2 separate regions of the Homo sapiens genome follow, and region 1 is linked to region 2. The links are chromatin contacts, found by Hi-C or POLR2A ChIA-PET in ENCODE. All regions are on one chromosome and are shown on one strand. The core of a region is the stretch at or near the end of the contact, and the rest is flanking DNA. Distances in the headings are between cores, read along the strand shown.

Region 1 (5,370 bases), core at 246-2,745, 44 kb after region 2:
TTTGTGTGTGTGTGTGTTAGTTTTAATTACTGTTGTTTCGTAGTATGTTCAAATCCATGGTAGAGCTAGAAACTACTCTTCATTTTCTTTTTTCAAATGTTCATCGATATTTTCTTTTCTGCATGAGTATATGTGGGAAATTTTCACCCATTTTTTCAGATTATATTATTTAATTAAGTGTACTGTTTGCCCTCCATATTCAGTCATACTCAGAATATTCCCATTAGCAGTCTGATTAAAATTGAGTTGAATTATATACATATGCATCTTTTCAACATTTTGTTGTCCCATGTTTAAAAAAATTGCATATTATTATGAATCTCTACATATACGACATTTTAACATTTATATTCAATAGACATTTATATTCTGCAAGTCTCCTGATTCTCTGTCTTTCCTCATTTCCATTTCACTTGCTTGGAAATACTTCATTCTTCATGTCCAGCAATTAAATTGTGTGAATTCCTCACAAGGTTCCCTAAATCACTTCCTTTACATGCCGGAAAATGCTGATTAAATAGAAGACAAGTACTTAAAATCCTATCTTAAATAAAATATCTTCATTTCCTTGACCAAAATGAAATTAAAACTGCATGTAAACAATATCACCACCACAAAATAATATCTCATGTAACCATTCTATTCCTTAGAATATTTACATGACAAAGCCCTGAGTTCCTTTAAAACACAGCTGAATGGCTTCAGCTAGCTAGAGCCCTCCTCCTTCCCTTCCACCCACCATTGTCTCTTATTTCTGCTATCTGTGAAACAGTTCTGAGTTCAAAGATAGAGAAAAAGTGCAGAAATACAAATCACTTAAAATTATAAATAAAATATGTTAAACCTAAGTTTGACTGAAAATAGTCTAAATTTTGTTGTGCATGTTAACTAAATCCACGTGTTATCTTCCTTGATTTCACAAAGCTAGGTACTCTCAAGGAATCTTATGGTTTACATAACCGATATGGTACATGAAGAATTCTAGACTCTGTACTGAAAGGGAAGAGAAGGACAAAAAGAAAAAATGGGAAGAAAAAAAAGACCTGAACGTCTGTGTGTAGATAGGCAAATAAGAACTGAAACTGTTTGCCATCCGCACTTTGAAAGTCACACTATGTGTCAAGTTTGTCAAGTCGAGTGAAAGAAGGAGTGATGTGCTTCTCCACTTTCCTGAAGAACCACGTAGAAAATGTGGCAAATATTTAATTTAAGCCTTGTTTCCTGAAAGACTGCAAGATGCCCACAAATTTTCTTTCCCAGAGTTCAAAATAGCAAGCTGAGTGGGTGTAAGCACTTTAAGTGAAAAAAAAAAAGTAACTAAGGAAAAGGAAATCGTACTTTCTGCTTCTTAGTATAAGATTTTTTTTTAAAGGCCATTTAAAGAGATATTAGTGATTAGGATCTGGTGGTTGTCTTGAATCAGAATACAAATACAGTCCTGGTGACCTCAGACAGAGCCCCCTGGCCACATTTAAACATGATTCATTCTGTGTAAAGATGAAACTGACAACATCGTAGTTACAGTAAGAGCAAGCTGTTGTCTGCTACGATCAGATACCTAAATCACAACAGGAAAACACTTGCACGAAGGGAAAGCTGAATGTCTATAGGGCCTCTACCCTTTCCCAAGAGAGGGACCTTCCTCAGCAGTGCTTTATAATATTTTCACATGTAGATGAGTCACCAGGGGAGCTTGTTAAAAATATGGGTTCTGATTCCGAAAGTCTACGTGGAACCCCAAAGTTCCCAGGTGATAAGTTCGCTGGTCTACACTTTGAGAAGCAAGACTGTAGTCTGTAACAATAGTTTCCTAATAGCCAGACACCAGAAATCACAATCAACCAATTAAGAACACTTACTAGTTACCTGTGCCAGTTGTTATAATAAAGTACATAACAGGTGACTGAGCTAATACAGAAAAAAAGTATGTTTTAAAAAAATAAAAGCTAAATGTGTGAAAAAGACTCTAAGGATAATAGGAGTTGAGAACAGGAAGAGTTCTGTGGGGACTAGAGTGGTCGCAAATGGCTTCATAGAGCAAGCTGGACGTGTGCAGCCCCAAGTTAAGGGAAGGGGTGGATGTAGAGAAAGAAAGAGCAGGCCACCACTAAGGGCAATTCTAGAAGGGAGAGCCTAGAGTTCCCACAAGAGAAAGCTACGGTGAGCCTGCTTTGTGGTTATAGATATTATCATTGGAAGCTTTTAATCAGAATTCACTTTGAACCAGGTGAAAGGAAACTCTGGCCTTGTTTAAAATTTGTCGGTTTGGAAATTATAATTCTATTCCAGGACAGGAAAGAATGGGTAGTTTTGCCTTAGTCTTATGCAAATTTTCTCCATTGGCAGCAGCAATAGTGTTATGAATGACATTTTAGGTTTGAGCCTGGGAGCACAAAATTACCATTTTTGTACATATATTTATGCATATGTATGCCTTTGGTTAACATATGTCTTTAATGATTAAGACTTTCAGAGCATTAGAATCATAACTTTTCACTACAATAGATTTAATAATCTTCTGTTACTTCGAGTACTTGAATTTTACTTTTATTATAAAAAGAATTTTTTTCTCCTGTAACATACTTTCGGATGGCACATACCCACACAACACCCTCAACTCCAGCAATATTCTTCCATTCTTCTCTTTCCTCCCACACTGGCTGACAATGGGAAGAAAACATATCCAGAAACAGAATGAAATTATTAATGAATTATACCTTATGTGTTTTTTTTAATCTTAAAAGAGTTTTTCCTACCAACCCACAATACGTTGGGTATTGCACAATGGATTCAACAGAAAAGCAACTGAGGATTCCACAGGTCAATACAAACATAAACATTCAATCTCTAAACTTTTTTTTTTTAATGAAGAGAATTGCAGAGGGATGAGCATACTTGCAAGCTGCAAGAAGGAAGTATTTGAAAGAGAAACCTAATATTTTAGCTCTCCTAAGTCAGGTCAGTAATCTCACTGAGTTCTATTTCCATCTTTTCATCTTGGGAACTATGAAATTCGTCATCTTATTGTAAGCATTAAGAAATGGTACTTGGAAGACTTACAAATCTTATGTTTCACATTAATGTTAAATGCCATGACTATGGTTTAGCCACAGTTACTGTCCGAGGTATGTTTCTCTCCTACCAAACTTCACTATGCTTCCTGTTCTTAGTAAGGAAGTCAGAATTTAGGCAATGAATTACGGCAAAACTGCTATTTCAAAGCATCAAGGCTTGAATGTTAACAAGATACCTGTAACACTGCGATTGGGCCGAACAAGATCCTAGTATTCAGGATGTACCAACAGAGTCACCTTCCCTCCCGTCAATCCAATGCACACACACATGCAAACACTCACTAGTGACAAGAAAAAAAATATTAATATGAGAATGCTAAATTACTGCTACTTATGAATGGTTACAAAAACAATAAACACATATGAATGGTTGCAAAAACAATAAACAAAATGCAAACAGGCACACCCTAGTGAGACCACGAAGTGTGTCTTCTACAAATCTCTTCCCCTTTCTATCCTGGTCCTGTTCAGGTGACCTGGCCTAACCTGGACATGGGGTCTTTGCAGGCTGCACGCTGCATCTACTGCAGAAAAGAGCTGGTAAGATTTTTCATGCTAGGTTGTCAAAAATGTAACGTGTTCTCATTATGAAAACATTTACATTAAGAAAACAGCAAAAACAAACAAAAATCTTGGGACATCATGAAACTTAATACAAACAAATAACTGTTGGTGAAGAGACAGATTTGGGGGAGGGGTTTTGCAAGAATAGAAGCAAGACTTCCTCCTCTGTGGGAAATATTAGTAATCCTATTAAGGCACAGTGCAAGGTGTGTCATAGACACTAGAAGCAGATATGGTTTACTTTCAGTTCTCTGAGGTGATTCTTATTGGAATTGAAGTGGCTCTTCTGAAAACAATTAATCAACAATAAGTTCTCTCTCCCTCCCTCTCTCTCTTTCTCTCTTCAAAGTGTGTGTGTGTATATATACGTATGTCTTTTGACTAATTATTAGGCGTAGTCCCATTTTTTTCTCCTTGGTACCTATCACTATAATCATCTGTGTTTCTGTGTCACCTGCTTTTAGAATTACACATGGATATTACCAGAAGTTACAGAGTTAAATTTGCAACAGCACAGACTTCTAACTACAAGCCTGGGACCATGGTGGAAACAAAGGTTCAGTTAAGGAAGATTTCCCGAGCCAGAATTGATGTCCTCACTAACCAGGCTGCCAGGCTTAAATCAAATGAAGGTCGATGCAATGTCCCCAGAGGAAGCTGTTCAACTCGCCGGGTCGGTTCCCCAGAGCCCTGCCAAGGAGGCTCCTCAGATTGACAGCGCCCTGGCAGAGCTGCTGTCTTCCCCAGGCAGAGAGGCCCTCCCCCGGACAACAAGCTGGGTGCAAACTCGTCTTCCGCAGACACCAAAAGAGAGCACAGCAAAGCTAAGCGACTGGGGACAGCCACTTGTGGCTGAGACAAAGGCAGGCTCCCCCTGCCGCAGGACGATCACTAGGACTGTCAGGCTGTCGAAATGTATATTGCAGACAGGACATCCCTCCTGGCATCCAGTGTGAGCGAAGTCCAGGCCACGGCAACAACAGCCTGGCCTGAGGACAGCCTGCACCACACATCAAAGCCAGAGGCCCTGGGAGGCTGGCCAGCCGCCAAAGACGCCTGAGAGCGGCAGGGGAGTGTGTTGCCTTAGGACAATAGCAAACTGGGACGTGGTAGAGTCTGTAAATTCCAAGCACTGGGGAGGTCTTCTCAGAGATTTTACCCTCTCCTGTCAGGGCTGTGATTTAATTTCCTTTGAAGAAAAAAAAAAAGAAAAAAGAAAAGAATATACATTCCCAAATCTTCTGTCTGCAAAGGCAGACACCACAACGCAAGCTTAATGCACTCTGGTCCTTCCCGGCCAGCGGCCACTGTCTAACACAATACAGCTAAGTGAGATGTGACATTCTCCCGGTCCCCTTAATAGGGCATTAAGTCTAAGGAGTACTTAAGATCATTTAAATGCAAACATCATTGTTCCATTGCTACTAGACTCCCAGATATTTCCCATCAATTCTGTTTAATTAGAGTAGCACCACACGTTAATTATAACCTGACAGTTTTATTGATTTCACAGGGCACATCATACAGTCCCATTTTAGGTACCAAGGACTTAAGGTGAAGCATGAACCTCTCAGTCACAAAGATGACTCAGCCTCTTGGGCTGATGAGGTTCTGATTCTTCTACCAGGAGAGGTTTACCCACTTGCTCAACAGAAATAGTTCAGTAATCATCTTATGTCCTCACTTATTTCACAGCGTTTTGCAAAACAACACATCAAAAACAAACTAAGGA
Region 2 (5,458 bases), core at 1,837-4,336:
GCTTAAGAAAAAAACAACCCACCTAATCAAGAATTCTTCATTAGCACAGATTTTCATCAAAACAAACAAAAGTAGAGAAAAATAAGAAAAAACAAATAATCAAATAAAAACAAAGAAAATTGCAACATAAAGTATTTTAATCATTTTGTCCAATTTCTATCAGACTTGCTCTGGTTTCACTGAGGGCCTTAGATAAGGTGCCAGAACTAATTTTATTGCAGCTTCTGCTCTCTGATTTTAACATAGATGTAAATTATTTGAATAAATATTTATAGATTATAGTGAGTCTTTCAACAGGTAACTAGCAATACAATATAGAGAAGAAAATGTTTTAGTAATGTCTTGTCTATGTATATTATTTTTCAAAACTTATTTCAGTCTCACAATAGCCTTGTAATGGAAGAAGAGCATGAGAAAACGGATGCTCAGAAAGGTTAAGCAATTGTCAAAGAAATTCCTCAAAGATCACACAGCAGTGGGTCACTCCTTGGCCTCCTGCTTCTCAGTGCAAGGCTGTTTCCATTGGCGGTACATGGACATAGGTTTAAGATCCCATCTGCCATGGACAAACCGTGGGTGAATCCCTGTTGGAGCTTGAGTTTCCTCATACATAAGAAGGGGATAATAAAGGTGCTGGCCCATTTCTCCACCACTCTATGGGGGAGCCCACGTGGAGAGGACACATGAAAGTGACCTGTCAATTTTAAATTGCCAAGTAGTAGATATATTGCTGTTGTCATTGATACTAATGAACAAAGCAGTTTTATTGCTGAATAAGGAAACCCAAGCTGAAGAAATGTTAATGTCTAGGCCCTAACTAAAACTTCCTGCTTCACTGAGGGCTCTGAGTACGTCCTATCAGCATAGTAAACAGTCAGAAAGCTTTTATACAGTGACTAAAGTTGACTCTTGAATGCCGCAGGGGTTAGGATGTTGATCTTACCCCTACCCTGGACCGAGCAGTTGAAAATCTGCATATGATTTTTGACTCCTCCAAAACCTAACTACTAATAAACTACTGTTGAACAGAAGCCTTACCGATAACCTAAGCAGTGGATGAACACATATTTTGTATGTTGTCTGTATTATATACTGTATTCCTACAATAATAAGCTAGAAAAAATGTTATTAAGAAAATCATAAGGAAGTGAAAATAAATTTACTGTACTGTACTGTATTTATTGATCCCATTAAGTTTTCATCATCTGTTTACAGGATGAATTATCTGCCTGAAATGGTGGCAACTGCAGCTGTAGACCTCAAACTGCAGTACACATTAAGCAATCCAGCTTTTTCTAATGTCATGACTTTCCTCTGCTTCTGGGGAGCACTTCTAGCATTAGTAATGGCACTTCCTGTGGGTCCCATGGTGTTATTCAAGGTTTAAACTATTGCATTAAACATGATGAAAAATGTGCAAGAACCAGGAGAGATCACTTTTTATTGCGTCTGCACTTTGCTGGCCGACAAACCTCTCACACGGAGATGATTGGCATCACATGGCGTTTTAAGTGGATGCTTGCAACACTTGAGCTCACTGCAGTAGCAACAGGAGGGAACTACAGAATTATTACGGTAGTACAGCAGGTACAACAGTTAGTTTTATGCAGATTTAATACTGCATCTTTACCTGTGTTTACATGTCTCTCATCATGAATGGTGCCATGTATGGTCTATGTGTGTGCAAAAGTTTTGGCAAATTTTAACTTTTTATAATAGATGTATGTATATTTCATGGTAGTAAATGACAAAATAGTGTCTACATATATTTTATACACTCCTAACACACCTAACTTTTTCTTTTTTTGATGTTTCTAGATTTTTTGATATTTCTGATATTTTATTCATTAAATAGAAACCACCTTAACATCAACACAATGCTTACAAGTTCTGGATGAAAAATTAAAAAAAAATTTTTTAGAATTCATTAAACTTCATCTATCCAAGTCACTCCAAATTTATGTGAAATATTTAGTTCTAAATGATTTCACAATACTTTCCTACATGGAACAAATAGTTGTAACTCATCAAAAGTAACAAGTCTGAAATACTTTAGTCAGGGAGACAGTAATTAGGATTTTAAGCTAATAAGGGCATAAATATTTTAGATAGAGAATAGAGACAATATCACCCAAAACTGTAAACAAAGTGCTATTCTTCTTGAATAACAGTTTTCCATTGCATACATATGTGCTTGGGGCGCCCAGATAGTATGGACAAAATACCCCCTTATTCCCAATTTTGCTTTCTGCAGTTTCAGTTACCCTCAGTCAACCATGGTGGGAAAATAGGTGAGAACAGTACAATAACATATTTTGAGAATGAGAGAGAGACCACACTCACACAACTTGTATTACAATATATTGTTATAATTGTCCTTTTTAATTATTAGTTATTGTTGTGGATCTCTTACTGTGTCTAAGTTATAAATTAAACTTTATCATAGGTATGTATGCACAGAAGAAATCATAGTATACATAGGATTCAGTACCCTCTATGGTTTCAGGCATTCAATTGGGGGTCTTGGAATATATCCCCCTTGGATAAGGGAGACCACTGTACACACAGGTCTGGAAAAATCCTCTTTTTTGCCAGAAACTTAGTGATTTTATGTCAAGGAGGAATATTATAAATAATTCTGACTTGGGCTTCTAGGTAACAGTAGCTGGTGCCTGTCAAACATTAAAAGGGATTTTCATCCTGAGAAGCCATAAGGAATTCTCTCTTATGGTGGTGAGGAGAGAAAGTCAGGGATTTCTTTGGTCATTGCTACTACCATGAGTGGAGACAGCCTGATGGCACATCTGATACACAGAGGAGACAGTCAGACACCCCAACAAAAGAAACTAGCTCCTCTTGCAGTGAGCTGAGATCGCGCCACTGCACTCCAGCCTGGGCAACAGAGTGAGACTTCGTCTCAAAAAAAAAAGAAAAGAAAAGAAAAGAAAAGAAACCGGCTCCTCAAGGCTTCACAGATCTCTGGAGCAAGCTTTGGCTGAAAGCACACCACCACTGTATTGTTGCAATTCATGAATCAATAATGTTTCCATTTTTGCTTTAGATAGTTCCTGTCAAGTTCCCTGTTCCTTGCTGTCAATAGTGTCATACAAATGCTATAATTAAAACGCCTTGGTTGAAACAGGTTTGGTTGGCTGGTGCTTCCCCCTTTCTAGATCCACCTGCATGCCCATGAAGATGGCATGAAACCAAGAAATAGCAAGGTTGTACAGTGTTTCGCCTGGGTTGCAGTTTTCTGCCTAACCTACCCTCTCAAAATGAGAAGAGATTATGCTCCTAACTGCTTAGGGACAAGGATGACCTCATGCAGATGGGGTTGATTGATGAAGTACATAGTCTTTCGAGTGAAGACAGAACTGAGTCCCAATTCTAATGCACAATTCACCAGCTATGAGATCTTGGTTATATAACTAATTCTCCTAACATGTTTCTTTATTATGAAATGGGATACTAATAGTTATTATGCCAGCAGGTTGTGAGTATTAAATGAGATAGCACATGCAAATCATTCAGGACAATACCTAGCACTTGTAAAATGTCATAAAATATTGGCATTCTTATTTATATATTAGCAGAGTTAAGTTTCCAGAAGCTATAAATACAGGCAAACATTGCATTTACAAAAGTAGGTACTTGACTTTTATTATTTGAGCTATAGGGGTAACAAGTGACCATAAGTTGAAAATGGTTATTTGATTTTGCATGCATGCAAGCACATGTGAAATATGTGTTTATATCTGTAGATTTTGTCTTAGCACAGGTGAAATACTGAAAACATGAAATATTACTTAAAGCATGAAATGCTGAAAAGGCAAACTGTTCTTAATGTATTTCATAAACAAAACATTACTACATAGAATATAAATGCCAAAATTCCTGCTTTGGAGTTTGTTCTTGTATTATGTCATAATGACTAGCCATTAAATGTAACTCATTTTTTTGGCTTGTCAGTGGGAAACAACATTCTCGTCCTAAGTGCAGCCCGGGAGGAGACAGCGCTATCTATGGTAACACCTAGGCATCCTTAAAAGACAGATAGGAATATGAATCTTGTCCATTTCAGGGACAGCCATTTCTTGCTGAGGGGCTAAACCACTAAGAAAAGAGGAGACAGAGCATCAGGCATTATCTCTTCTTGGAAGAAATGAATATTCATATTACTATTCATTGTCACTAGTCACTATTGAAGTGACTAAAAATTAGTAAATTTCTGGTCATCAGTGGACAGCTGCAACATCAACAAATTATTTGAAAAATCAACACCTGCTGAAAGCATGTTTTCCCCAAAACCTTATTGAAGTCCCAAACATCAGAGTTGTCAACTAACTTCTATAATGCTATCTGAAACTGCAATTAAAGTTCAAGGTGGTAGAATAGCAAACTAGTGACATCAAACAGCAGGGGAGCCTCTGGGCTAAGATGCAGTTAGTCCACAAACATAGTCCCTTTGCAGTCTAGCAGGGAATGATACATCAGCACCAGGTCCATGACAGGAACCCAGCATCGCTGATTAGTTTGAAATTTTCCTTGCTCATTTGTGCATGAAAAGCCATATATCACTTAATGCCAATGACCAAGAGTCTTCTCAAACCAGGGTCAAATTGCTAAAGGCTATTTTTTTCCTAGCATATTGAAAAACCTCATTTTTTCCCAAGAACTTTCCCAGAAATTAGACTAAGCAGCAAATATTTTCCCTTTACTTCAGATTTATTGTCTGGGCTACCACACACCCAGGTGGCAGCAAAAAACACTGAAAATGTCTGCATTTGGCTGGTGTGGAATAAATGGTCTTAATAGCTCACAAATATCTGAGGAATTAAACCTAGGAAGACAGCATCACCACATTGAGCTGCTGAAGTGCATGTCTACTACTTCAATTTTTAGATGACAATATTCAATTAACAACCATGGTATCATATTAGTCATTATTAACACTTACTAAGCACCTCTGCCTCTAGTATGCAAAGTGCAGAATTCAAGTTTAATATGGTGGGACTCTAACTGTCAGATGGCATCTTCACTGGATTTATGCTTCTCTATGAAACAATGGGTTCCTTTCCAAGCTAATCATCTTAAGTTTCTAAGTATTTGGCCTTCATTTTTATATATGCCTAATATGCTCAGAAACAAGAAATGCATGACTAATCACAAGTAAATTTATAAAAGAATACATTTTCTGCTTAGAGTGATAAGTATCTTTTTGATGAGAATGATTTAGTTTTATTGAGAGAGATTAAAATTTAAAACCAGCAACTAAAATCTTAGAAATGCTTCCCTTTAATATTCTCAGGGATGATAAACAGAAAATAAAAAAAGGAGAATTTGAGAGGCTTAGGAGGAGGAATCCCTCAAAATGCATAGAAGATATTTAGATCTATGAAAATAATTCAAAGAACTGGCTCTATTATATAAAACTGGAAAGATCCTTCTGTTCTGATGT

What was found. Hi-C counts contacts between places; a loop is a spot of excess contacts on that map. ChIA-PET counts read pairs that join two places held with the same protein, here RNA polymerase II (POLR2A). Pooled maps may share reads with other maps.
Region 1: a map with no recorded cell type shows a loop between it and region 2 (3-fold over the local background). The contact joins two enhancer-like sites. A Hi-C loop is called at or near these places in 5 of 168 maps with a recorded cell type or tissue (CD8-positive, alpha-beta T cell, IMR-90, MCF 10A and 2 more), 14 of 37 single-sample maps with no recorded cell type and 14 of 50 pooled maps. POLR2A ChIA-PET finds 5 or more read pairs at or near these places in 13 of 52 experiments (CD4-positive, alpha-beta T cell, CD4-positive, alpha-beta memory T cell, GM12878 and 8 more).

The regions. Positions count from the first base shown.
Region 1 is chr6:142,841,441-142,846,810 of GRCh38, forward strand. The region is part of intron 1 of HIVEP2 (HIVEP zinc finger 2); the gene reads right to left. Among named protein-coding and RNA genes, the nearest start is that of HIVEP2, 100 kb to the right of the region's middle. RefSeq lists enhancers at 1,766-2,055, 4,549-5,242, 5,299-5,348. Within about 2 kb of position 1,496, at least 12 of the 41 ENCODE cell types and tissues checked have a DNase peak (open chromatin) inside an H3K27ac peak, as active enhancers do; they include GM12878, where a contact is called at or near this core.
Region 2 is chr6:142,795,350-142,800,807 of GRCh38, forward strand. All of the region lies in intron 2 of HIVEP2 (HIVEP zinc finger 2), which reads right to left. Among named protein-coding and RNA genes, the nearest start is that of HIVEP2, 150 kb to the right of the region's middle. Within about 2 kb of position 3,087, at least 2 of the 41 ENCODE cell types and tissues checked have a DNase peak (open chromatin) inside an H3K27ac peak, as active enhancers do; they include GM12878, where a contact is called at or near this core.